Linked DNA regions of Homo sapiens: all the other regions are linked to region 1. The links are chromatin loops, found by intact Hi-C in ENCODE. Cell type or tissue: mammary epithelial cell. All regions are shown on one strand. Links, peaks and the distances in the headings refer to the core of each region. The heading gives the core; the rest is flanking DNA. Region 1 has its middle 90 kb from the start of GNAQ. Region 2 has its middle 27 kb from the start of GNA14. Region 3 overlaps GNAQ (G protein subunit alpha q). Region 4 overlaps GNAQ (G protein subunit alpha q).

What was found. Peaks named below come from ENCODE experiments on the same cell type or tissue, not always from the same donor. Only the 100,000 strongest peaks of a DNase experiment are listed, where the experiment ranks them.
Region 2: it touches region 1 in a loop (2.9-fold over the local background); 7 of 110 quality-filtered maps call a loop at or near these places.
Region 3: it touches region 1 in a loop (16-fold over the local background); 28 of 110 quality-filtered maps call a loop at or near these places.
Region 4: a loop joins it to region 1, with 16 times the contacts of the local background. A loop is called at or near these places in 13 of 110 quality-filtered maps.

What each region holds. Positions count from the first base shown.
Region 1 is chr9:78,119,048-78,125,413 of GRCh38, forward strand. No RefSeq gene overlaps it. Among named protein-coding and RNA genes, the nearest start is that of GNAQ, 90 kb to the left of the region's middle. In mammary epithelial cell, for the core only: a CTCF peak has its summit at 2,662 (motif pointing left); DNase peaks (open chromatin) are centred at 2,644 and 3,794; H3K27ac peaks cover 1,172 bases.
Region 2 is chr9:77,671,790-77,678,155 of GRCh38, forward strand. No RefSeq gene overlaps it. Among named protein-coding and RNA genes, the nearest start is that of GNA14, 27 kb to the left of the region's middle. In mammary epithelial cell, for the core only: no CTCF peak of the experiment used is centred there; no DNase peak of the experiment used is centred there.
Region 3 is chr9:77,974,747-77,981,112 of GRCh38, forward strand. The region is part of intron 1 of GNAQ (G protein subunit alpha q); the gene reads right to left. Among named protein-coding and RNA genes, the nearest start is that of GNAQ, 54 kb to the right of the region's middle. RefSeq lists an enhancer at 2,587-2,881. In mammary epithelial cell, for the core only: a CTCF peak has its summit at 2,643; a DNase peak (open chromatin) is centred at 2,715; H3K27ac peaks cover 897 bases.
Region 4 is chr9:77,839,261-77,845,626 of GRCh38, forward strand. The region is part of intron 2 of GNAQ (G protein subunit alpha q); the gene reads right to left. Among named protein-coding and RNA genes, the nearest start is that of GNAQ, 190 kb to the right of the region's middle. In mammary epithelial cell, for the core only: a CTCF peak has its summit at 2,679 (motif pointing left); no DNase peak of the experiment used is centred there.

The DNA.
Region 1 (6,366 bases), core at 632-5,631:
TGGAACTCTCAGATATTGCTGGTGGGAATGCACAATGGTACAACCTCACTGGAAAACCCTCAGGCAAAGAAATGCAGGTGCTGCTGTTGAAATCAAACAGCTTATGAGGAAGTGGTAAGGGCAAGAGAATATGGGTGGAGTACCCATAGTATCTGTTAATACTCCCACGTAATGAGTTCTTCAGTTCTGAATTTACTGAGAGCTCTGTCAGGTTCTTGTAAGTTGGCCAAGTCAACCATAAAAATTCTATTGCTTTGCATTTTTTACAGTGCAAGTCAGTTTCTCAATCCTGACTAAGAAACACAAGAAAGGAGGAAAGATGGGGCATTTGCCTGCAATGTCAGATACAACCAAGCCAAAAGCCTACACCCCAAAGCCCTGTGTATTTGGAGGTGAGCCTGCCCTGGTCCTCCAGGAGGATATCCAGGGTCGCCCAGACCAGATTTTGCTTTCTCACCAAGGAATGTCGCCCACCACGAATAAAAGATGCCTTTGCAGATTGAGGTTCCGGAGTGTGAGTTTATCAAAGAAGGAGCAGGAAGAAGGAAAGAAGGGAAAAAAGAAAAGCCCCCACATTTCTGCCAGCGCCTCATGCAGCTTACTAGCTCCTCTCCCAGGGCCTCCAGGAGGCTCTCTTCACATGGAAGGAGGCTGAAGAGCAGGTCTTCCAGCAGTTTAAAGTCTCTGGAGGAACTTGTGCCACAATCCATGCCTCCTCTACCAACTGAACTCTCAACTGGGTCTGTTGCCTTCTGCCAAATGTTATTTACATCTCCAGGAGACATAAATATTGGTCACAATGCCTGTGAATCTTGAAATTCTATTCTATTCTATTCTCCCACCTACTATAGTAAATTCCAGACAGCGATAGGCAAAAAAGAGCCCTAGGCAAGGGCCCACTTTATTCCATCTCTTTCCTTGGACAATTCTATTAGGTAACAAAAGAATCAACTTTATTAGGTATAATAGGCATGCAAGAAAAACATTTATTTAAAATGCACATCAGGCTGGGCGTGGTGGCTTACGCCTGTAATCCCAGCACTTTGGGAGGCCAAGGTGGGTGGATCACCTGAGGTCAGCCTGACCAACATGGAGAAACCCTGTCTCTACTAAAAATACAAAATTAGCCAGGTGTGGTGGTGCATGCCTGTAATCCCAGCTACTCGGGGGGCTGAGGCAGGAGAATCGCTTGAACCCAGGAGGTGGAGGTTGCAGTGAGCTGAAATCGGGCCATTGCACTCCAGCCTGGGCAACAGGAGAGAAACTCTGTCTAAAAAAATAATAAAATAAAATACAATGCACGTCAATGAGATTTAACAAATATATATCTCTGCATATAAGTCCCACTACAATTAAGTGATAGAGCACTTCCATCATTCCAGAAACTTTTTCTCATGCCCTTTGCAGCCAACCTCTGTCCTAGGAAACAACTGCTCTGCTTTCTGTTACTATAGCTTAGTTTCAACTTTTCTAGAATTTTTCATCTAAATGGAATTATATAGTATTATGCTTTTGTGTCTGACTTCTTTTGCTCAGCCTAACTTTTGGAATTCATTAATTTTAGTGTGCATTAGTAGTTCTGCTCCTTTTTACTGCTGTGATATTCCACATCATTCTTTAATATAAAGACAACTTTTCACCTCTGGATTAAGAGCTAGACCTGCAATAGCAAACTTAAATGCCTAGAGAAGACAGGCCCATAATGCAAACGAGAAAAGGGGTCTGGTATAAGAAAATTTATTTTTAAAAACACTACTCCTCTTGTTATATCCTCATTTTCTAAAGAAATGCTTCGTTTTCTTCAACTTTAAGGAAAATAGGAGTGTATGTATGATGATAAATAGCAACCGACACCTGACTTTGGGGAGAACAATAAAGAATGAAGGGGATGGTGGCAGATTCCAGAGTCCACACCCATCTAAAGGAAGCAGCTTTGCCGTATAGGAACACGGGGCCAGGTTTCACATCTTCTTATTGTTCCAGAGAAGCAGGAAATCTGGGTTTGTATGTGAAATCTCCTGAGTTTTAAATGTTGAAAACAAATTCAAATTTTATTAAAGCACTGGATGGGCCAATTCTGTTCAGGTCAAATAAAACAAATCTGGGGGCCAGATGTGGACTGGCAGGCATCACTTTGTGTCCTCTGATGTCGACAAACTAAAAGCAAGCCCAAGCCGCCCTCTCCACTGTGCTTTTTGTAGAAACATCTTGGTCCTGCTGGGACCTCCCAGTCCAAGGAAGCACCAGGGATGGCTTACCTCACTGGCTACATGGAAGAGAGGAAAAAAGGAAGAGCAAAACTCATTTCAAGGTCCCAAGAAGAAGAGAGGAAGAGAATATTTACTCCAGGCTAGTTATTATTTTTACCACCCTCCTGCCCCATACTAGAGCATCATGAGAATACATATATTCGAATCACCTGGGGTGGGAAAACAGGTTCCCTTCCGATTTATTTGATCTGTTGGGCCTGCTGTGGTCTTGCATTTTAACAAGCTCCTCGAGTAACTCTTATCCACACTGAAGTTTGACACTCGCTGCATTGGGTTTTCCAGTCTTTGCTACAAAATGGTTCAGTTGCCAATGAGAGTTCATTTTGTCCTACATCTAAATTTGAGTTCCCTTTTGTAGGAAAAGTAATGGGGAAGAAGGGAAGGCTTTGAGCGCCCCCTTGGGGCTAGCTTGGTGAGTGAACAGCTTTATAGTGATAAGTGATTTTTCAGAGATGTTAGGAATAAAAATAATAAATAGTATACTATTTATTATTATAATAGCCCATACTAGCATTAGGTATTGTGACTGGCAATTCACATATAGTATCTTATTTAAGCCTATCAGGCAGACACTATCATTACCTGCATTTTATTTTACTTTATTTTTATTTTTATTTTTGAGACAGGGTTTCACTCTTGTTGTCCAGGCTTGAGTGCAGTGGCACAGTCTCGGCTCACTGCAATCTCCACCTCCCAGGTTCAAGCGATTGTCCTGCCTCAGCCTCCCGAATAGCTTGGATTGCAGGTGTCTACCACCATGCCCGGCTAATTTTGTATTTTTAGTAGAGATAGGGTTTCGCCATGTTGACCAGGCTGGTCTTGAACTCCTGACCTCGGGTGATCCGCCCGCCTCGGCCTCCCAAAGTGCTGGGATTACAGGCATGAGCCATTGCGCCCAGCCTTTATTTTATTTTTTAATGAATAAAAAGCTTTTAATTGGAAATTCTTTAAACAGGATACCCCAATATCCAAATAACATATGACCTGAATTTTATAGAGGAGGAAATTTACCTGCAAATCCAATGGCATGGCTGATCACCCTCTTCCTTAATATATTTTTTTAACTTGGCGCCCAGGACACCACACTCTTTCTCATTTGCCTCATATCTCACTGATTCTTCCTTCTTGGTCTTGATTGTAGTCCCCTCTTCTCCCAGATCAGTTCATTTGGATTGCCCCAAGAATCAGTCCTTGGTTTTCTTTTCCCTACAGTCACTTTCTTAATAAACTCCTTTGTCAATATGCCAATGAACCCCAATTTTTTATATTGTAACTAACATCTCTCCTGAATCCCTGACTCATATACGCAGTTGCCTACTTGATATGTCCACTGAGATTTCTCGGAGACCCCTTAAACTTAACATGTCCAAAAATGGGGTTCTCATCTTCTCCCACAAATCTACTCTATTAGAGGGTTTTCCCATTTCAGATGATAGAAGCTCCCAATTGCTCATACTAAAATCTTTGGTGTCATTGTTGACCCTCTCACTCATACCTCTGGCCGCCACTCCCTCCCTGGGTTGAGTCATCACCCTCTCTCGCCCGGAGTATTGCTACAGCCTCCTTTTGGTCTTTTTGCTGTCAAACTCGTGTTCCAAGAGACTATTCCTAACATAGAAACCAGAATGATCTTCTTAAAATGTAACTCAGATCATATCATCTCTCTGCCTATAATCTTTCCAAGGCTTCCCATTTCACTCAAACTAAATGCCAAGTCCCTCAGATGGCCAATAAGGCCTTCTACAAGCAGGGCCCCATCACCTCTTTGACCTCAACTCCTGTTATTCTCTCCCTTATTCACTCCACTCTAGCCATACTGGTCTCCATGCTCTTCCTGACATGTGCCTGGCTTGTTTCTGCACTGGCTCTTTCATCTGCCTGGAGCACTTTCCCCAGGAGATTCACTTAGCTTACTACTTCACCTCCTGCAAATCTTTTCTTGGATGTCACCCTCTCAATGAAGCTACTCTGTCTCCTCTACTTCAAATTGCAACCTGTTGCTCTCTCTCTACCAAACTTCTTATCATGCTTCACTTTTCCCATGTCATTTTATGGCTTTCCAACACATTATATAATTTAACTATTTATTACATTTTTAGTTACTTTTTCTCCCCCAACTAGAATATGAACTCCAAGGCAGCAAGAATTTTTGTATTTTTGTATGTTTCTGTAACATATTCCAAGCACATAGATCAGTGTCTGACATGTAAAAGCAATTGTTGTTGAATGAACAAGACATGGAGAGATTACACTTCAAGCCATAAGTATTTCAATAACTCATTTGAGAAGAAAACCTGAATAACCAACAGTTGTTTTCTCCTTATAGAGAAGCAAACTATAGCTCCGTGAAGCCTGTGCTTGGGCAGCTTCTACATGCAGCAGTGCTGAATACCAACACCTACATTTCCCCAGAGAAACAGCGTACAGCAATGTGCTGTCCTCATCCACTTCTTCTGAAGTCAAGTCCCCAGCAGTTGTATCACCTGCAGAGTTGCAATGCACAGATTTGGGCATTGTCTTATTTACCTAATTTACTTGGGGGAAATAATGCTGACTTAACAAGTGGTATTTTTCCTTACAGTAAGAAGCAATACATGGTCTGTGGTGTATGTTTTTATATACTACTTACATGTAAAGATGAGTCCTCTGAAGTTGTAACTCACAAAATGAAGCAGTATAAAATTGTGTGAGATGAATGTTCTGTAATGAGATTTTGCTGAGTAAGGCTGACTTGTCATCAGATATGCCTTGATAAGAGATGCAATAAATGGTCCTGCTTTGTGCATCTTGAGTTGCCAGCAATTGTATTTTTCAGAGAAGCAAGCCTGAGAGTTCTTTGCAGTGAGAACGTTGGGGACTCAGTGTGGAGAGCAAAGCTGATGTGCTTGCAGTTGTGTCTAACCAGGATGAGCAGCATGGTGCTCTAGGCCATGTGTTCTTCATTTCCTTTACTTGGCTAGACAAACCCACGTGGATGGATGGCAGAACCTATCCCAACCCTGATAGTAGATTGCTCCCAAAGCTTCAGGCTTCCAAAAGAAATCCAGATCCTCTTCTTCCCACCTATTGTCACCAACCCCAAATCCCACACAGGCTCCACCTCTAGTCTTCCCCAGCCATTACAGGCATGGCTGCTCCTAACCTGCTTAGAAAAAGTAAGAAATTAAAGACCAGATTTCACAGAGATAATGAATGAGCAATTTGAAATATTAATTTGTTTTTACTGTTGAATAAACAGAGAATTCCAAGAACCACTGTCAGAGAATAAATGGAGAGGGGTAGGAAAAAGAGTGCCTGCACTGCACCTCTGGAAACATTTATCAAATTTACCCATACAAATTCCCAGCAGTCTGACCACACATATAACCACTCAGATTTATAGCTCCATCTCTCAGAATTGGAGGATTTGCTTCAAGGAAAAATGTCAATTACACAGAACACTAGAAGGTGAAAGAAAATATTCCAGTCCATTTCAGTGATTACATTGGGTCAATGCTGTATTTTTTGGTTGCCAAAATAAAATCAGCTCAAAAGTGTATATGAAAAAGAAAATAAATCTCAATCTTAGTGACCATCTTTTCTGGTTGGAATTGTTTCTTCATAAGGTCAAAATGTAGCATAGCTTATCATAGCCAGTAGTTCCTCCTTCACAGTGGATTCTTGGTGGTAATTGTAATGACAAGCTGGCTTTGTAGCAAAGAAACCTGAACTTATTGAAATACTTGCTTCCCTTGACATCCAGGGCATCACACTGTCCAGGATTTCCTCTAACCTATCTGGCCACTTCTCTCTCATTACGGGTTCCTTTCATCACCCAGACTTCTAACCATTGGATTGCCATAGAGCTCCATCCTTGAACCTTTTCTCTACCTTCATTCCCTCCATTGATGAGCTCAGTCTTTCTGATACCATCTGTATGCTGACGATCCCTGCATTTCTATCTCCAGACCAGGACGTTCCCCTGAATTCCAGACTCCTCTAAAGAAAGGCTTACTTGACACCTCCATTTGGGTATCTTTAACAGGCATAACAAATTTAACATTTCCCAAACTAAACTCCTAAATTCTTTCTCCACACCCCAACCATCTTTCTTGTC
Region 2 (6,366 bases), core at 645-5,644, 450 kb before region 1:
AAGTTGAAGGCATGGGTGTTTGAAGCATGGTCTTTATCCCATTGACCCTATGACTTCTCGCTCTCAGTGAGGAAGGTAGCTAGAGTGGGACCCAGGTAATAGGCATGGTTTAAGGGTGGTTCTGATTTTCCCACACTTAAAAAAAAAAAAGTAATCCCTTGATTGCACTCTCCTTGGTTAATCCATGTGAGAGCAATCTGTTTCCCATTGGAAACTTGAGTGAGACAATTGTGCTCTGGCACACTTGACCCCAAGAATCCTGACTGACATATGAGGATTTTCCAGAACTCTTCAGATTTGTGATCTCCTTTGATTCCCTCAACACCTAAGGCTGGTGGCAGAAGGCTGGACCAGGTCTCCTGCATCCCTACTAGGTGCACAGCCTCAAAGAGGGGCCCATGCAGTGCAACCACAGGCTTTGCTGTAGAAACACGTGTCAGGCCTTGGCCAGAGTCAAGGATACTCTCAGGGCTGGAAGGAGCTTTTTCATGATGGAGCCGAATACTGAGAATGGGATCCAGAGAAAATAAATGAACAAGGAAAAGCTGTTATGCATTAATGTAATCAAACTGCATGATTTATTTGCTTAATGGCTGCTGAAAAGTCGTCTGGCATTTAACCATTCCCTTCTCAAATCCTGTGTGAATCCTTTAAAATTCAACCTATGAGATAATCTAACAGAGAATCCTTTTGATTTCCACTTTGTATTTTTCATGTAAAAATAAGTTGAGGAGTAGGTGTAGCACCAGTCACAAAAGACCACATATCGTATGATTCCATTTACATGAAAAGTCCAGAATCAGCAAATCCAGAGGGACAGAAAGTAGATTCATGCTTGCCAGGGGCTGGGGGTGGGAGAATGAGAAATGACATTTAATAGATATGGGTTTCTTTGGGGAGTGATCAAATTTTCTAAGATTAGATTATGGTGATGGTTGTACAACTCTGTAAATGCTAAGTGCAGTAAATGCTAAAAACAACTGAACTGTGCACTTTCAGCAAGTAAATTTTATGCTATGTAAATGATACCTCAACAAAACTCTTCTAAAAAACACAAAGCATAGGACTGTTCTAAAAAACCATTACTGTTCTCTATTTTGTAACTCTACCTTCTCATGTTAAGAGAAAACACAGATAACTCTTATTTAATATCAACAATGTGCCAGTCGTGACACTAACATCTTTACATGCATTATATTACAGTCAGCCCTCTGTATCTAAGGGTTCCACGTTGATGGATTCAATCCATTGCAGATGGAAATTATTTGAAAAATAAATAACAATACAACAATAAAAGTAATAGAAATAAAAGAAAAAACAGAATAACAACTATTTAGAGAGAATTTACATTGTATTAGGGGTTATAAATAATCTAGAGATGATTTGAAAGTATACAAGAGAATGCCCATAGGTGATATGAAAATACTACACCATTTTATATCAGGGACTCGGGCATCTATAGATCTTGGTATCCATGGGGTGGGGGTGGGGGAGCAGTCCTAGAACCAAACTCTTAAGGACACCGAAGGAGAACTGTATTTAATTCTCCCAACAATACTGTTATATAAGTGTTATTAATTATCTCATTCTACAGATGAAGAAACTGAGGCTCCAAGGCATTATAGCACTTGGTCAACATTACACAGCTACCTAGGAGGTTGTATTGCTGGGGATCAAATTCAGACCTATCTGATCCCAAAAGCTTGGGCTTAAAAACATGGCTAATTCTTTGACAATGTGTTAGTTATTGTATGTACAGTAAAGACTGCTTACTGAAAATAGAAATGTCTTGTTTTCTGAAATACATGTCTTGGTGAAGCAGTTATTCGTTGTGTCTGCTGCAACTACTTTATCAAAGGCTTTCCTTGTGGGTAACTAGAGACTAAGGGGATGGAATGATAAAACCCCCTTCCCCACCCCAATGCCTACCAGTTTTTAAAACTCAGTTCACTTGTCTAGTGTTTTCATCTGGAAGCCAGACTGCAGACTTGTGGGTCACCTGAGCTCATGGCTCTGGGTACCCAGTCTGGATAAAATTGTGTTCTAAGGCCTTTTTTAATTGAACACTTTGTCCAGCCTCTGCCTACATTGAAGACCCTCAGAGTTTTCTCCAGTACTTCAAAGACTAGCTGAATTGGAAATCACTGGAAAGTTTCCCCTGCAGTGTACATTTAAATGTACTGGTTCTTTTTTTTTTTTCTTTCATAATGGAGACTTGGATTTACAGAATGTAACAGATACTATTTGGCAGAAAGTAAAAACTGTCTTAACTCTCCCCATATTTGGCAATACAGTTCTCTCTCTCTCTCTCTCTCTCTCTCAGCAGATTTCCAATTACACTTCATAGACGGATCTCAGCTGGTCCTTTTTTCCTGTTACATAAACTTGACAATGACTATTTGGACTATGTTTCAACCATTCTTTCTTGAACTTCAACCACCAAACACATTTAAGGAGTGAAACCCCCTGCCAAAATGCACCAGAAACTCTTTAACCCTATATAGTTATTTGCCAGGGTTGAGAAACCCACTTGACCCTTTCAGCATCAGCATTTTCATTCCTCTGTGTGTTGATTTTCAGACATTTCGGTTTTTTGAGGACAAGCTCGTTTCCTGTGCATGCCTTCAGTCTTTCCTTGCCTCACTGCTGCCAGCAATAGCAATGTAGCATCCTCTGAGAGAGAGTGAGCTGAGCCAGGAGAAAAAATGGACTTGAACAGAGAAATTCAGGAGCTATCTTTTTTTTAAAGTATCTACCTTAGTGACCCAGAAGAGGGCAGAAAGACCCAGCCAGTGTCCACCAATAGGGAAGCCTCTCAGATGCAAGCCACTCACTAGTTACTGAATAAAGAAAGCTTATGGCCGGGCGTGGTGGCTCACGCCTATAATCTCAGCACTTTGGGAGGCTAAGGCGGGTGGATCACTTGAGGTCAGGAGTTCGAGACCAGCCTGACCAACATGGTGAAGCCCTGTCTCTACTAAAAATACAAAATTAGCCGGGCGTGGTGGCGCACCCCTGTAGTTCCAGCTACTGGGGAGGCTGAGGCTGGAGAATGGCTTGAACCCGGGAGGTGGAGGTTGCAGTGAGCCGAGATCACGCCATTGCACTCCAGCCTGGGCAACAAGAGGGAAACTCTGTCTCAAAAATAAATAATAAAAAAAAAAGTTTGTTGCAGCATAGTTGCTCAGCCAAAGATTTGAGGAGTGGCATCGGGGTGGGCGGGGGGTAGGGGAGGATGGGAGCTAGGAAGTTTGAAATATTTGATATCATTGAATAACAGCGCTCTCCGCCACTTGATGACAATCAGAAACTATTCAGTATAGTGGATCTTTCCAGAGAGACCATTCATACTTACACTTCATTACTTACTCTCTAGTATGTTTCCATGTGAGCATGACTTCTTGAAAACACTATAGATACTTAACATGTACCGTGTTGTTTATCCCCTGGGATTACATGTTTCAATGAGCTAAACGAAAGCTGCTTTCGATGTAGATAAATAGGCATAAGAATATAGACCCATGGCTCTTTCGGGAGTGAAATTATTTGCAAATCGACAGTGGAGGGATTCTGAGAACAGAGTGTTTCAAACAAACTTTCCACATGATTATGTTTCCATATCTTCTCCTGGCACTGAACAAACATTTTAAATTGCCACTTGTTCACTGAGGTTGACAATAAATCCAAACAGGAATATGTTTAATATCCATATAGAATTTTCATACGAATAGCTTTTCATTGTCTGCTATTCCCATAAAGCCAAGCAAATTGGCATTTTAATATTGTTTTCTTTTCTATCATAGAAACTAAAACAAGTACCAAATAAAAGATACCAGATGATAAATATAGGAAACTAGTGGAATTACAGAATGATACAGTGCTTTTTATTTTAGAGGTGAAGAAACTGCAACTAAGAAAAGTGAGGTGATTTGCCTAAGGTCGAAAAAATCAAGACTGGCCACAGAAGGGGGCATCATATTTCATTTGATTGTGTGATTGATCACCAAATTCCCACATGGAGTGAACGTGGCCTTTTTTTAAATGCCACCTAAAGTGGATCAACACTCAAGCCAATCAATACAGGCATCCACGCAGGGCCCTTGGATAATGAAGGAAGGAAATTTTGTTCAATGTTCACAGCAAGAAGTGGGGACCAAGAAAGAAGCCTTGGCAGCACCCTCAGAGTGGCAGAGAAGGAGTAAGGAGCAGGTCAGTAGATGTCAACAAGGTCTCTGAGATCCCACATATTGGCTGTCACTTAGTCTCAAAAGATGAGTTGGTAGAAAATATAAAAAGGTCAAAGAAGCATTTAAGTTAGTGGTTCTCAACCTTGGCAGCACTTTTAAAATTATTTTGGGAAGATTTAAAACACCTGAATGACCAGGCCACAGCCCAGGCTGATTTCCTCAGTGTGTTTTCAAGATGTTCCCAATATGTATGCAAAGTTGAGAACCATGGCTCTAGATAAACCTAGTATGGGCCCATTGAAAGAATGATAGACGTAGCCTATCCCCAGATTCTTAAGGCTGACCAGGCTTTTCTCTCTAAAGTTTCTTAGTGCTGCTGTCAAAAACAAGGCCTTGTCCCTTCTTGCACTGCTGATTCTCTTTGTTAGTATTTATACGCAGTAGTGCCATATTGGCCATGGACTGAGGTTGGGACATCTAAGTAATGACCACCTCTATTTTTGTCTCAATTAACTATTGCTACATAAGAAATTGCCCCAAAACTTAGTGGTTTAAAAAAATGACTATTATTTCTCATGATTCTGTGGTTTGGTTGGGTGATTCCTCTGCTGACTTTGCCTGGGTTCACTCACATGGTTGCATTCAGCTGGGCTTAAAGACACAAGACAGCCTCAGTCACACATCTACAGTTGGTGTTGGCTATTGGCTGGGTGGCCTCAATGCCTATCCACATGGCATGGCATCTTTAGCAGCTACACCAGCTTCCTTGAATGGCAGTTCAGGTGAGCATTCCAAGAGAAGAAAAGTGGAGCCATAAATTCTCTTAAGGACACACCTTGGAAATCATGTAACTTCACTTCTGCTGCATTTTGTTGATCAAAGCAAGTATGGTGGCCGATAGAATGCATCTCACAGACCTCCCACTACAGGACATGTAGTTGATTGAGGGTCCCAGCTACTGTGCTTTGAAGTTCATTCTTAAGTTTGTGCGGAGGCCACAGACTGGATACTGAGGTAGATCTTTTCCTGGGAGGCATGGGACTCCTTTTTTGGCCAATTTTGGCTCAAGGCTTCCCCAACGGTTTTGGTAAATTTTTCTTAGACACTTCTGCCCAACTTTCTTTTCCTTTCTCTCGCCTTCGCTCAGGATCAAACTTGCATCATGGCCTGATGAGTCTCCATTTTTTTCTTTTTCTTTGTGTTTTTTGTTTTTGTTTTTGTTTTTGTTTTTTTGTGACAGAGCCTCACTCTGTTATATAAGCTGGAGTGCAGTGGCGTGATCTCGGCTCACCGCAACCTCCACCTCCTGGGTTCAAGTGATTCTCCTACCTCAGCCTCCCCAGTAGCTGTGATTACAGGTGCACGCCAGGTAATTTTTGTATTTTTAGTAGAGACAGGGTTTTGCCATGTTGGCCAGGCTGGTCTCGAACTCCTGGCCTCAAGTGATCCACCTGCCTCAGCCTCCCAAAGTGCTGAGTGATCCACCTGCCTCAGCCTCCCAAAGTACTGGGATTCCAGGCATTAGCCACCGTGTGTAGCCTGGCTCTCACAAATTTGCCTCTTAGTTTCTTTCACACAGGGTCTAATAAAATCCTTGCACGTTTAGTCTTGCCTTGGCAACTGTTTCTCAGACAACCTGGATTAACCCAGCAACTTACAAGACCAGCCCAGATAAAAGGGGAGGGAAAATAAACTCTACCTTTGAATGGGAGGAGCAGCAAAGTCACATTGCAGGGGAGCTGGAGAGGAATATTTCCCCTTCATCTTTGAAAACAGTCTACCATCGCTTCCCCCAGGGAATGCCTCCTCCCTCACTCTCAGTCTTTGCGTTTCAAGTGGAGTTAATTCTACTTCCAGCTCTGTAGTGGGCATGTGATTCAGCCTTTGCCAGTCAGGTACCACATTACATTGGCCTATACCACTGGTTTACGGATGAGAATGTGACCGGATCAAAACCAGAGAGAAGCAGTGAGACTTTTACTGGGGGACTCTAGTGAGAGAGGAAGATTAACCTTTTCTATGGGCTTTAAAACTGGTAACATGTGAGGCTGTAGCCCCTGGAATCCATGTAGATTCTGTGTTTTGATTTATCTTAATTCCATCCCCATCTGTATTTGTTTTCTATTGCTGTGCAACAAATTACCACATACTAGTGCTTTAAGAGAACAGATTTATTAGC
Region 3 (6,366 bases), core at 715-5,714, 140 kb before region 1:
AAGGATGGCTCAACCTAACTACCCCACGTTCTAAGGTTTAATTAATACAAACTGCAAAGCATGACGGATTGCTGCTGTTCACCTTGCTCCTATAATGATTCATACAAAATACTCAGGTAAATCCTCATTTTACTTTGTTGCATAGCTTGAAATATTCTTGTACAGTGTTTGGAATGATTCAAACTATAAAATTCTACCTGCCAAATAATAAAGTGGATCACTGTGAAGTCTTAGTTTGGTATCAGCCCACTGTGACAACCCCTCAATGGATCGACTCAGCCTTGCTCAGATGGCCCTTGGTGCTCCCTGTCTTGTATTGTGTCTTTACCTAGTTAGCCAAAATACAAGTTCCCTACAGGGCCCATCCCCTAGAGCCTTGCAAAATCCTCTGTACATAAGTAACTCAACACTTTTTTGGTGACCCAGGATTAAGTGGGATAAAAAATTGTATTGCAGCAAACGAAAACATTTAAGTGCCGTAAATAAATCTTGGACAGTCACATTTAAATCATTCTGACAACTAAGCTCTCACTGCTAGCAATTCTCTAACTCACCACAGCCAACTTTTACAGAATGCTTACTGGGTACCAAGAACTGCAATAAGTGCTTTATTCAAACTGTACCAGCTAAGCCTCACAATGGTCCTTTGAGAGTGGTTGCTTTGTATTAATATAATTATCTTCATTATACAGATAAGGAAACAGGTTTAGAAAAATAGGGCAACTTACCCAAGGTCCCATTGCTAGTATCTCATTTCCCAAACTACACTTTTACTGTTATCAGCCCCCCCTTTTTTTTTTTTTTTTTTTTTTGAGACAAGGTCTCGCTCTCTCAGCAGGCTGGAGGGCAGTGGCGCGATCTCGGTTCACTGCAACCTCCTCCTCCCAGGTTCAAGCAATTCTTCTGCCTCAGCTTCCCGAGTAGTTGGGATTACACGCGCACACCACCATGCCCAGCTAATTTCTGTATTTTTAGTAGAGACGGGGTTTCACCATGTTGGCCAGGATGGTTGATCTCTTGACCTCATGATCCACCCGCCTCAGCCTCCCAAAGTGCTGGGATTACAGGCGTGAGCCACTGCGCTCAGCCCCGTTATCGGCCTTTTAATGGAGAGCAACAGGAAGAACAATCCTATAAAGCTCTCACTGCAATGAGAGTCATAGGATTCAGTGTGTTCTTTTGAAGACCCTTCTGAGAGCTGTCCTTCTGATCCTGGCATCGGGAAGAGCCATGTCACTGTTAAACAGTTTGTTTTAAAGATACTACAAGTGGTATAACTGATAAGGCTTCTATGTTATGCCAGTTGCTAGCAAGCTCCATGCCCAGTTTGAGGTTCACTGACATTATGTGTATCATTTCATTCTGATTCCATTTACTATCCTGCAGTTGTTTTAACTTTTTGTCTTCCACCTGCTTCTAATTTATATTAGTTTATATTTAACAAAAGCATCTTTAAATGCTTTTAGAAAAAGGTAGAACACAAAGTAAAGTGCCCAGTAAATGTTCAGCTCATTTTCAACAATCAAGGCTGAAGAACAACTGGGGTCAGGTGTTAAGAGTCCTAACCAGTGGTAAAAATTGGCAGCCAAAAACTATCCACTCAACAGGCTTGGTTTTTGTTTTTTGGTTTTTGGTTTTTTTTTGTTTTTGTTTTTGTTTTTTTTGAGACAGAGTCTCGCTCTGTTGCCCAGGCTGGAGTGCAATGGCACGATCTCAACTCAGTGCAACCTCCGCCTCCCAGGTTCAGGTGATTCTCCTGCCTCAGCCTCCCAAGTAGCTGGGATTACAGGCACGCGCTGCCACGCTGGCTAATTTTTGCATTTTTAGCAGAGATGGGGTTTCACCATATTGGTCAGGCTGGTCTCAAACTCCTGACCTCGTGATCCACCCACCTCAGCCTCCCAAAGTGCTGGGATTACAGGCGTGAGCCAACACGCCCGGCCCAGGCTTGTTTTTTAATTCTAGACAATAGTTTTAAGCTTTTCGATTAGTTGGCAACATTTAAAATCCAAGAGATTTCACATAAAAAGCAGATATTTTATTTACCTGGAAAAACTGGAAGCTCTGGCAAGCCTAAAAACCTGCTCTCCATACATGGCAACATTCAAAGCTGAACAACAGCTTCAATGAGCCATAAGGTTTTAGTTGGCCAGAGGTCCCACCCAGTGTCACTCATTTAAAACCACCTGCCTGAATCCCAAAGGCATATGACTTTGCAAGCATCAAGCACTAGACTATATTAACAGCAAATCAATTCCTGATAGAGAAATCTGCAGCTACAATTATTAGGCAGGATTTCACACCTGCTGGGAGAATCTCAGAGTACCCCTTTTTATCTCCTTTATCTTGAAAAATGGGATTATTTAGAAATTAGGCCTGAGAGAGGCAAAATGAGACACACTGGATAAAGGCAACTATTTATAAAGCCTCCTAAGGCAGAGCGCTTCCTTCAGCTATTGGCACTAACCCTCTAGTTAGCTCCTTCCCTGGCCCTTCTCCACACTCCATTCCCCACCCTAACCCCATCTCAGTACTACTGTCTCCACAACAACACAGATTAAGGCCAAAAGCAAAAATGGCAAAATCAAGTCCTCATTCTCCAAGGGCTCCTACCCCAAGACTTTCTTCCTTGACCGCCCACATGGAGGCGCCATGAACACAACTATCCACACTTCCCAAGGTCAAAACAAAATTGAGCTCCCTCTTGAAAAAAAAACAACAGCAGCTACCATTGTTCAACCCACAGGCATTCAGAGTGTTCATACAGCAAAGTCGAAATTTCCCCTTTCAGGAAGTTCCTGGGAGGAAGTCAGTGCCCTGAAGCTCAGCCACTCCTCAGACTAGAGAAAACAAAGGCAACGCAGACATGCACTCTCCAGAATGGCCATGGCATCCCAGAACAAGAAGCGGGGTTCTGCAACCCTGGAGCATTAGCCAGGGTGCTGGGCTTCCCCAGCAGCCCCTTATAGGAGGAACATTTTCACTTTGCAAGTCTGAAGAAGGCTAGTGGGGTTCTTTCCTTTATGTTTCTTCTATCTAAATACTTCTGCCATATTTTGATCAGGATCCAACCATGAAACCAGTTGAATACCTGAATGGGATCATGGGTGTAGTTATCTGTCACCTTGCCCCAACTTAACCCCCTTGTCCTGATTCTTTGGAAACCAGAACCCTCCACCAGTGGCAACAGCAGTCCCTGGTACCCTAGTAATAACAGTAATGTCATAGTATGCGTGGAAAATTATTCCTGACACTGTACATCTACAATTTGCTGAAATTCTTCCTTTTTCTTAAATTATATGAAAAGTAATACATGTGCAGGTAACTTTTCCTAAACAGAAGCATGGTAAAAAGTGGAAAGTAAGTGTCTCTGGGCCCATACTCCCCATTTCCACTCCCTTCCATTATTGCTTTTACAGTCCTTCTATGGTGATCAGCTTAACGAAATGACAGGCTTCTATCCCTGATGTGTCAACTTCAGACAGAATCTACTGACTTACCGCCTCCCCCGTATCTAACTCATTCACACTTACTTCACCTCTATTTTGTCTCTAGTTTTCTTGATTATACTATTTTTAGTCCTTCAATTGGTTAGCTCTGTTTCCTGTTTCAGCAGTATTACACAGTATTTCTCTACATCCCACCATGTAAAAGAAGAAAATGAGTACCAAGGTCCCTCTCCCTCCTGCCTCTTTTCCTGCCTTCTAGCCTCAGGCTTCTGTCTGCTCTTTCACTCCCTTTGCATTGCTAGATTTTAAAACCTTGATGATTGTTTTCTCTCTGTAGTTATAATTACATCTTTCCTGTCTTGTGTGGGGATTAACCAATAAACTATTTAGCTACATCCACAGCAGTATGATTGTGTAAATATTACCTCCCACAAAACCAACAGCAATGCTCAACTCCTAGAAAAGGAAATAGAACCCTTTATCAGTGAACCTGAGTCAAATGGGTTCTCTTTTCTTACACTCCACTAAATGTTCAAAACTATTATCACACTTTAGTTTGGTTTTTCACTTTTAAAAAAAATGGGCCAGGTACAGTGGCTCACGCCTATAATCCCAGCACTTTGGGAGGCGAGGCGAGTGGATCAATTGAGGTCAGTTCAAGACCAGCCTGGACAACATGGTAAAACCATGTCTCTACTAAAAACACAAAAATCAGCCGGGCGTGGTGGCACTGACCTGTAATCCCAGCTACTCAGGAGACTGAGTCACGAGAATCGCTTGAAACTGGGAGGCAGAGGTTGCCTCTGCCTAGATTGTGCCACTGTACTCCAGCCTGAGTGACAGAGTAAGACTCTGTCTCAGAAAAATAAAATAAAAATTCGGCTGGGTGGTGGCTCATGCCTGTAATTCCAGTGCTTTGGGAGGCCGAGGTGGGCAGATCACCTGAGGCCAGGAGTTCAAGACCAGCCTGGCCATCATGGTGAAACCCTGTCTCTACTAAAAATCCAAAAATTAACCAGGTACGGTGGCGGATGCCTATAATCCCAGTTACTCGGGACGCTGAGGCTGGAGAATTGCTTGAACACAGGAGGTAGAGGTTGCGGTGAGCCGAGATGGCGCCATTGCACTCCAGCCTGGGCAACAAGAGCGAGACTCTGTCTCAAAAAAAAAAAAATTAAATTAAATTAAATTAAAATTAAAATATATGAAAGAACTATTTGATATCTACCTGTCATGGCCAATATTTGTGTCCATGTTGTTCTTTTTTTCAATCAAAACTACACTCATATGACCTCAATACCAGCTGGAGTTCATCCCCTTCTAGTAGGGAAGTGCCCCTTACTAGGAAAGCACAAGGGAACAGTTAACGAGCTAAACAATTAAGCTAATAAAAAGAACCTCTGAGGTCCCAAAGCCCCAGGGTGCATGCCCAAGGGGGGGGAGACTGAACTCTCTGGAAGACTAAAAAATAGCCCCTTCTTTGATTACAATTCTGAACTGCATCTTATGATACTAAGATACTTTCACAAGCAACATGCAACATATATGCCTCACAATTAAGACGCTAGGTGAAAAGATGGCTTACTTAGCATGTTCAGTTTTTCTTTGTTCCCCCTATGTGTAGGTTTGCTACATGATTTGGCATCTTGGCTACCTGATTTTGGTTAATGTTTATTTGCTGAAAAACAACGTAAGACAAACAATAAAAAACACAGTCTCAAATTATGTACTTGGCCATGTTATGAGACAGAAAATAGGTCATAACATCTAGAAGAGAGAAAGCTGCCTGTTCCTAGAGACAAATTAATTTATGAAAATAGACAAAGTTACAAGAGAATCAATGCTGCACAACAGAAAGAGCAACGGCTGTGGGGTAACAGAATGCTGAGTTCAAATCCTGGATAAACTACGTTCTTTGTGGTGTGACCTCAAGCCTTGAAAGAGTTACTGAAGTTTTCTGAACCTTTGTTTCTTACCCTGTACAACAGGCACAATACCACCTCCTCTGCAGGGGTACTATGAAGGCAGACTGTGATGTGTATATAGCAAAAAGCATAGCCCCTGGTGCTCATAAACCAGTGCTGAGTAACACCAGATCTTGCATTTCAGTATCAAGTGTCTCTCGAATTAGCCACAGTAAGTGAGGACTGAGCATCAAGCTGTAGTACTTACTCAGGTCCTAAGAAAATATGAGGAGGAGAATGAGTATTATTATTCTTGTCATAAAACTAAAGAAAATATACAAAATGAAGATCTACAATGCTAGACGGAAATTTGGTCAAAGATCATGTTACTACAAAATTATTTTATAATTAAACTCTCTGGGATATTAAAAAATAGCCCCTTTTATTACAGTTCTGAACTGCACTTTATCATATCAAGATATTTTGAAAAGCAACATGCAACGTGCCTTATGCCTTACCATAGACAATTAAGAAGCAATTCCAAAAGATACCACTTTACTAGTTTAAAAAAAAAACACAATTCACAATTTATCCAAATTCAACAGTTCAGGAAAAAAGAAAGGCTTTGTATGTGAATCACTTGATAGGCTAGATTACAAAATCATGAATTCTAGAATTCTGGAAGATGAATACTCCCACACTTTGATACATATGTAAGAATCATGCATAGAAACATGATGTCACTAAAACAACTTCAAAACTGTGGCAGTATTTCAAGCTCCACCTCTCACAGTTCTATGAATTTTATTCTCTGGAATCTAAACAGGCTCTTCCTTCATTGCTTTCATCTGCTTAATCCATGCTATATCAGTGATTTAAACCTACAATGATTTCTATCTGAAAGGATATTGCCAGACTCCCACACACTTACAAAAATAGCTTCTATTAGAAAGTGAGTGGTGAGGTGTTAGATTCAGACCCCCCATTTAAATACACGGATTTTTCCACATTTA
Region 4 (6,366 bases), core at 539-5,538, 280 kb before region 1:
TTTACAGTAAAATGGGATGGCCATTCAAAAACTACTTTATTTCAGACAACCCTTCATTAGCTTGTTTGAGACTAAGATAATTAAAGTAGGGTTGATATGACAATTTCCACTATCCATAAATCATTACATCTCTCAACTTTATCCAGAGACTGGTACCAGGAATCCAAAGTCCTGGGCTAAGTATACTGGGGAGAGAAGGGTAAGAAATTTTAAACTTCCAAATTATAGCCTTCAGATTCCTCATTTGATTTTAAATACAGGTTTCCCGAAAAAGGTAACGTTCTGCATTCCAGTATGTGCTTCCCTGTGGTACTGAAATCCTCATGGCACTGCCAGTGATAGAGCAGCAGCATGGGCTGCCTGCCCTGAAGCATCATGTGGGCCATAACTTGAACGAGGCTCCAAGAACTGGAGATAACCAGAAGGGCAAGAAGGTATGGGTTGATCACTAGCGTGGCTATACTTTAACTTGGAGGAAACACTGTTATTAAATTTAGGTGGGTGGAAGCTTTCTATTTAAGAAAAAGTACCTTACTCCATAGTGGGTTAAGTGCTGAAAAATACATAAGAACTATGTATCTAATTAGAACATTAACCCAAAAATGCCTTCCCTAATACTTTAGCATTCCTGTGCCAAGTTATGATGACAGAGAGCTTTGTTTCTTAACACTTCTGAGACTTCTGAGAGCCAAGTTGAACTTTGGACTGTTTTATTTTCTTCACAGGCAAATGGAGAGCATAACCTTTCCAAATGACTCAGTGATTCATCTTTAATTCATTTTTCCTGTCTGGGAACCCGTGCGTTTTCCTCTGCAAATGCTCCAAAGTACATGTTTCATTTTTTAAGAAAATGTTATAGTTCTTCCTTTGCCATTTTGGATGCATAGTGTATTCAGTAAATGGTTGGTTGAATAATGGCTTCTCTAAAGATACAGTCTGGTGACATGAAATAATTGGTATACTTCTAAATAGAACATTACCTCCTTCAAAAAACAATGAATGAATTAGCATGTAGATAGATGCAAGTTTATTATCTCTGTCCTCATTCTCAAATGGGTATTTGGTGCAGATGTGTGCATTTGATTACTTTTTGTTTTTTTTTTTTTTTAGACGGAGTCGGAGTCGGAGTACAGTGGCATAATCTTGGCTCACTGTAACCTCTGTCTCCCAGGTTCAAGCAATTCTCCTGCCTCAGCCTCCCAAGTAGCTGGGATTACAGGCATGCGCCACCACACCTGGCTAACTTTTGTATTTTTAGTAGAGATGGGGTTTCACCATGTTGGCCAGGCTGGTCTGGAACTCCTGACCTCAGGTGAACCGTTTGCCTCGGCCTCCCAAAGTGCTGGGATTACAGGAGTGAGCCACTGCACCTGGCTGCATTTGATTGTTTTATAACATATATAACATGTTTGGTCTTACATCTGAATCAAATACTTTAAAACAAAAAAGAAAAAAAGAATAAATGAATTATCAGTCTTCCATTGTTGATTTTATAGTCTAGATCATGACAATGTGTTTGTCTCTAGGGAAGGGGTGAGAAGATGATGATTTGGGCATAGACCTTAAGTTCGTGGGGCAGTTCCTTTATCTGAGCCCAGGGTCACAATTCATACTCTTCCCTTCAGGGAGAGCACTGGAGAGAGATGAAAGGGACACAGGTAGGGAAAGCAGACCGATAGGCCACTCCTGAGCACTATACAAGGAGTATTAACTGGACTCTGGGGAAGACACATGGTAGAAGAAACAGCACTCCCTCTACCAGTCACTGCTGAGCTCATACTGTTACACGTGAAGCCCAGATATCACACCTCATGTATTCATGTTAAAAAAACAAACAAACAAAAAAACCCCAGCCCAACCAAATTGTATTGAAGCACAGACACACATACAAAGAATTTTCGTAATATTTTCTGCCCCCATGGGAGTTTATGCTTACCTATAAAAGAAAAAAAGAAAACTCCGAATGTATAACACATATATTAGAGAAGCTTTCTTAACTGCTTTGTGGTGAGAGGCTTGCAGTAAAAATAGACATTGGAAGCATTTAAATAAACAATTATCCAGCATCTCACACTGGAGTCAAATTTTACATTGACATTTCCTGCAAGGGCAAATGGGAGGAAAAAAGCCCAAAGCTCTCAGTATATATTTAAACCAGCACGGCCACAGAGAAATGATTGGCAATGGAACAATCAGTATTCGGCAATTTTCTCACAATAAATTGGACAAAATCACTGCAATTTGGTATAAATGTTCCTTTCAGGAATTATATTTTATTCTAAGGTTCTTCTTCCCCCTTTGCCTCCAACTTAGCTGCATCCTAGAATTTGTATATCAAATGAAGCTACAAGAATCATTATTATTTTAGATTTATCAAGGGTTGTGCCCAACTATTATATGTAAACACATAAATGAGTAAGTGAAACAAATAATATGTAAACTATGCAACGCACAGTTTGGCACTGGTCAAACTCCTCTGACACAGGACTACGTTCATTATATGGAAGACTCTGACTAGACACCATCCTTAATACTCAAGTTTTATTCTTAAAAACAAGGAAAAACTGAGTCATAAGTTCTTAGTAGGGAGGCTCAGTGGTTTCTTGGTAAGGTAAAACGCTTCTATTCTGTGTCTTCAAGTTGGGAGTGCCCTCTACTGCCCAAAAGCATGGCTTCAGTTTTGGTTATCACAAAATTTTGTATGATCTATGCCAAAATATTAAAAATGAGAATAGCCTTTTCACTCCTCTGCAGGTGTATAGCTTAGAAATTAGTTAATAACTATGTGACCTAGAAGTTTAGTTTTCAATAAATCAAATCCCTCTAGGGGGAGTTCTCTGCCTTAAGAAATTATATTAAGGTGAACTCCTTGACTGTCTTCCCCTCACAGAGAGCTGTCATCAGAGCTACAACTCCCATCCCCTATTCTAGCTTTCCTCTAACCCTAGCTATTATTAGGAAAGGATGAGAGTAACTACTGCCTTGCACTGGCATGGAAACTACCACTTGGGCTTCAAGGCTCTAACTGTAGTAAGAAAAGCTGAACTGAAACCATCAACCAGGCTCCCTCTTTACGGTCTGATCAATCCTGACAGTACCATGTGAGCAGAAGGGCACAGAATTGACAAACAACATTCCTTGGCTGAGAAAATAAATTGGTTTTCATCAAAACCAGTTCAGACATGCTATTGGGTGGAATGTAGGGGGAACCTCAATATTTAGGAATGAAAAACAACATTGTTTTAGAAAAAAGATACTTGTTGAATTCTGATTTCTATTTGCTATGTTTTGGAGGTGCTTTGTTGAAGACTGCCTAGAGAGACAGAATCGTGGAGAAACACAGGTCATCTTGCTTACAGCATGCTTTCCAAGGCTGAGGATGCTGAGACACTGAGAGATTCCCCTGGTTTCCCATGCTAGGATTCTCTCAGTCTTGGATGAATAGCACCTCTGCAGCATCAGGGACCTCCAGGCATATGGCCCAACCCAAGCTGAGATGGCTTCGGAACCTTGGGATACTTTGATGAACATATGCATCTTTTACAAGGTTCCAATGGGTACGTGTATCTTCTGCCAGGCTCCTAGAATTCTAGATACAATCTCAATGCAAAGATACTCATTAATAGAGGCACATGATCCACAGTCCCTCAATCCCAGTCTTTCCATCCCTACTGAAAGGGCTCAAATGACAGACCATAAAGTCTTTGAGCGCAAACCTTTTATTTTGGATATCTGCAGAAAGAAATATATAGAAATAAAAGAACACACAGACTAAGGTATGCGTAATCTGATTGTATTTTATTTAATGCATTATTGCCTTCTTAATAATACAAATTTGAAAGACTTAACTGGATCTTACAAAAGTTAGATATCACTATCTAAGATCAATCTAACCCATCCTTAAACATTAATGTGGCACTGAAACAATGCATGTGATCACCTCCCTGCTCCTCCCTCTGGCCTGCTCCCTCCACCTTGAGCCATGCGGATATCTGGGGGAAGACAGGCAGATGGGTGGAGCATTAGGCGGGAGGGAGGCTAAACTGTCCTAGAGACAGCAAGGAGGCTGCAGAGGCAGGGACAGAGGAAGCGAGCAGAAGAGTGCTAAGGTGAGAGACACAGCCCTTATAGAGCTGGCCTGGTTTTACTGGTCAAGGCCCAGTAAAATAATTTCTTTATTCCTTTCACAGAGCCCACCAAAGTGATTCCAGATAATTGAGTGATGATTTATTGTTTATGGAGGGCATGCCAGGTGTCAGTCTTCCTAGATAAGAATCACTAGCTTCTGCTTTGTGCAGAAGCATGGGTGGGATGGATGCTGACCCCTTGGATAGAGTAGTTTGGCATATTTGCCCTATGAAGTCAGAGGAAACTGGTGTCAGGTGAACCATTTATTCTGAAATTGGCTTTCGAGGTGGAAGTAAAAGGAAGTCTACAGGGAACCTAAAGGTTTCTTTGGAAATATAATGAACACACAAACATGGGGATGTAATTTCTTTGTAACACAATTTAAACAGCTGTTCCTGGGCATGTTTTCTGCATGGGGTCAGTCATGGCTTACTCATCAGACTAAGCCACCTAAAGCCCATTTGCAGTTCCATCTCAAGGACCTTAATTGAGGGCCTGGATGGGTCTGTGGCTCAGAGGGTTGTGTCTGGGTTCATTATCATATCAGGTCCTTATAACTCAGAAACTTCTTATGCTGACCACACCCCACCATTCTGGCAGAATCCAATAAGTGCCAAATTACTCTAATGCAATCTGCCACGGAGACAGTAAAAGACACTTCTCCCAGGACTGGCCTCAATTTCTTTTTGGGGTAATTTACAAAATTCCAGGTTTGGAGTTCCTGGGATTTGAAACAGAACACTAATCTCAAGTTATCATGACAGTGGACTTCCAAGAAGGTTGTGGTGCACTAATTGGTCCCTTTAAGCCTTCATCTAGCAGAAAACAATGGAAACTACCAAGGGCTTCACATCTAAAATAATGATCCCACTCCTGGGCAAGAGGACAAGACCACGTCAAATTGAAAGAGGCCATGAAGGGGCCCACTGTTCTCTTCCTCAACAACCCCATCCACTCTGGGCCATTCCTCCATTAAAATCATGTCTAGAAATGAAAAATCCATTATATTGGCTTAAAGGATTTTTCTTTATATTATTTCTCTATATAACCAGAGACAAATGCATAGGAATAAAATAAACCATCAGAAAAAATTCTGATCAGAAGATTCCAGGCTTCAACCAGCTGCTAAGTATAAGATGGATCCCTAAGATTCTGAAAATCACAAACTGTAGGAAGAAATTAAAAATGGAAGATGTGAATCAGAATTTCAATATACTACCTGCTGTGTGTCCTTGAGAAAATTATTTAACATCTCTGAATCTGCCTTTTTACATTTTTTATTTATTTTGTTATTTTTTTTTGAGATGGAGTTTCGCTCTTGTCACTGAGGCTGGAGTGCAATGGCATGATCTCGGCTTACTGCAACCTCTACCTCCCGGGTTCAAGTGATTCTCCCACCTCAGCCTCCCGAGTAGCTGGGATTACAGGTGCCTGCCACCATGCCCAGCTAATTTTTTGTATTTTTAGTACAGACAGGGTTTTCACCATGTTGGCCAGGCTGGTCTCGAACTCCTGACCTTGGGTGATCTGCCTGCCTCGGCCTCCCAAGTACTGGGAATCTGCCTATTTTTAATGTATAAAACAAAATTAGAAATCTTTTTAAAAACTATCTTACTTATTACAAAACTATGGGGATGAAGTTAAATACTATATATGAAAGTTTCTAAACTGCAAAGTACTACTCTAACATGAAATTAGTTTTTTTTTAAAGCATTTCAATACTGTAACTCGTTGGAAATATAACTCAAAGAACTGGAGATTTTAAAAACAAACCATTTTTGCAGGGGTCCTTGGCACTACTTCTTGTCAGAAAATCTAAAATGGTATTACATTTCTCTCTCCACTGGTAATGTTTATTGTTTGTTTCTTACAATGAGCCACTGGCAAGTGTCAGAAGCAATTGTTGAACCTAAGTTGGAGCTGGAACTTCCTTTTTTAAACAAAACTCTTGGTGGTGAATTGCTTCAGTGTATTATTTCATTATACACTTGAGATGGAATAATGCAAATTCCTTACAATCTATCTGGCATCAAGAAAAAATGTAGGTTACATTGGTAAATATCTGCAGAACACATGAGAAAATCTAACCAGTTCCTTTGTGGATATTATTTTAAAAGTAATTTCTTCTGAGCAGGGTTATATTCTCATATGAACCCCCAAAGTTACTTTAAAGAACACAATTCCATAAGCACATAAAGAACACAATTCCAAGTTCACTATAAGGCTTGTATCTATCCT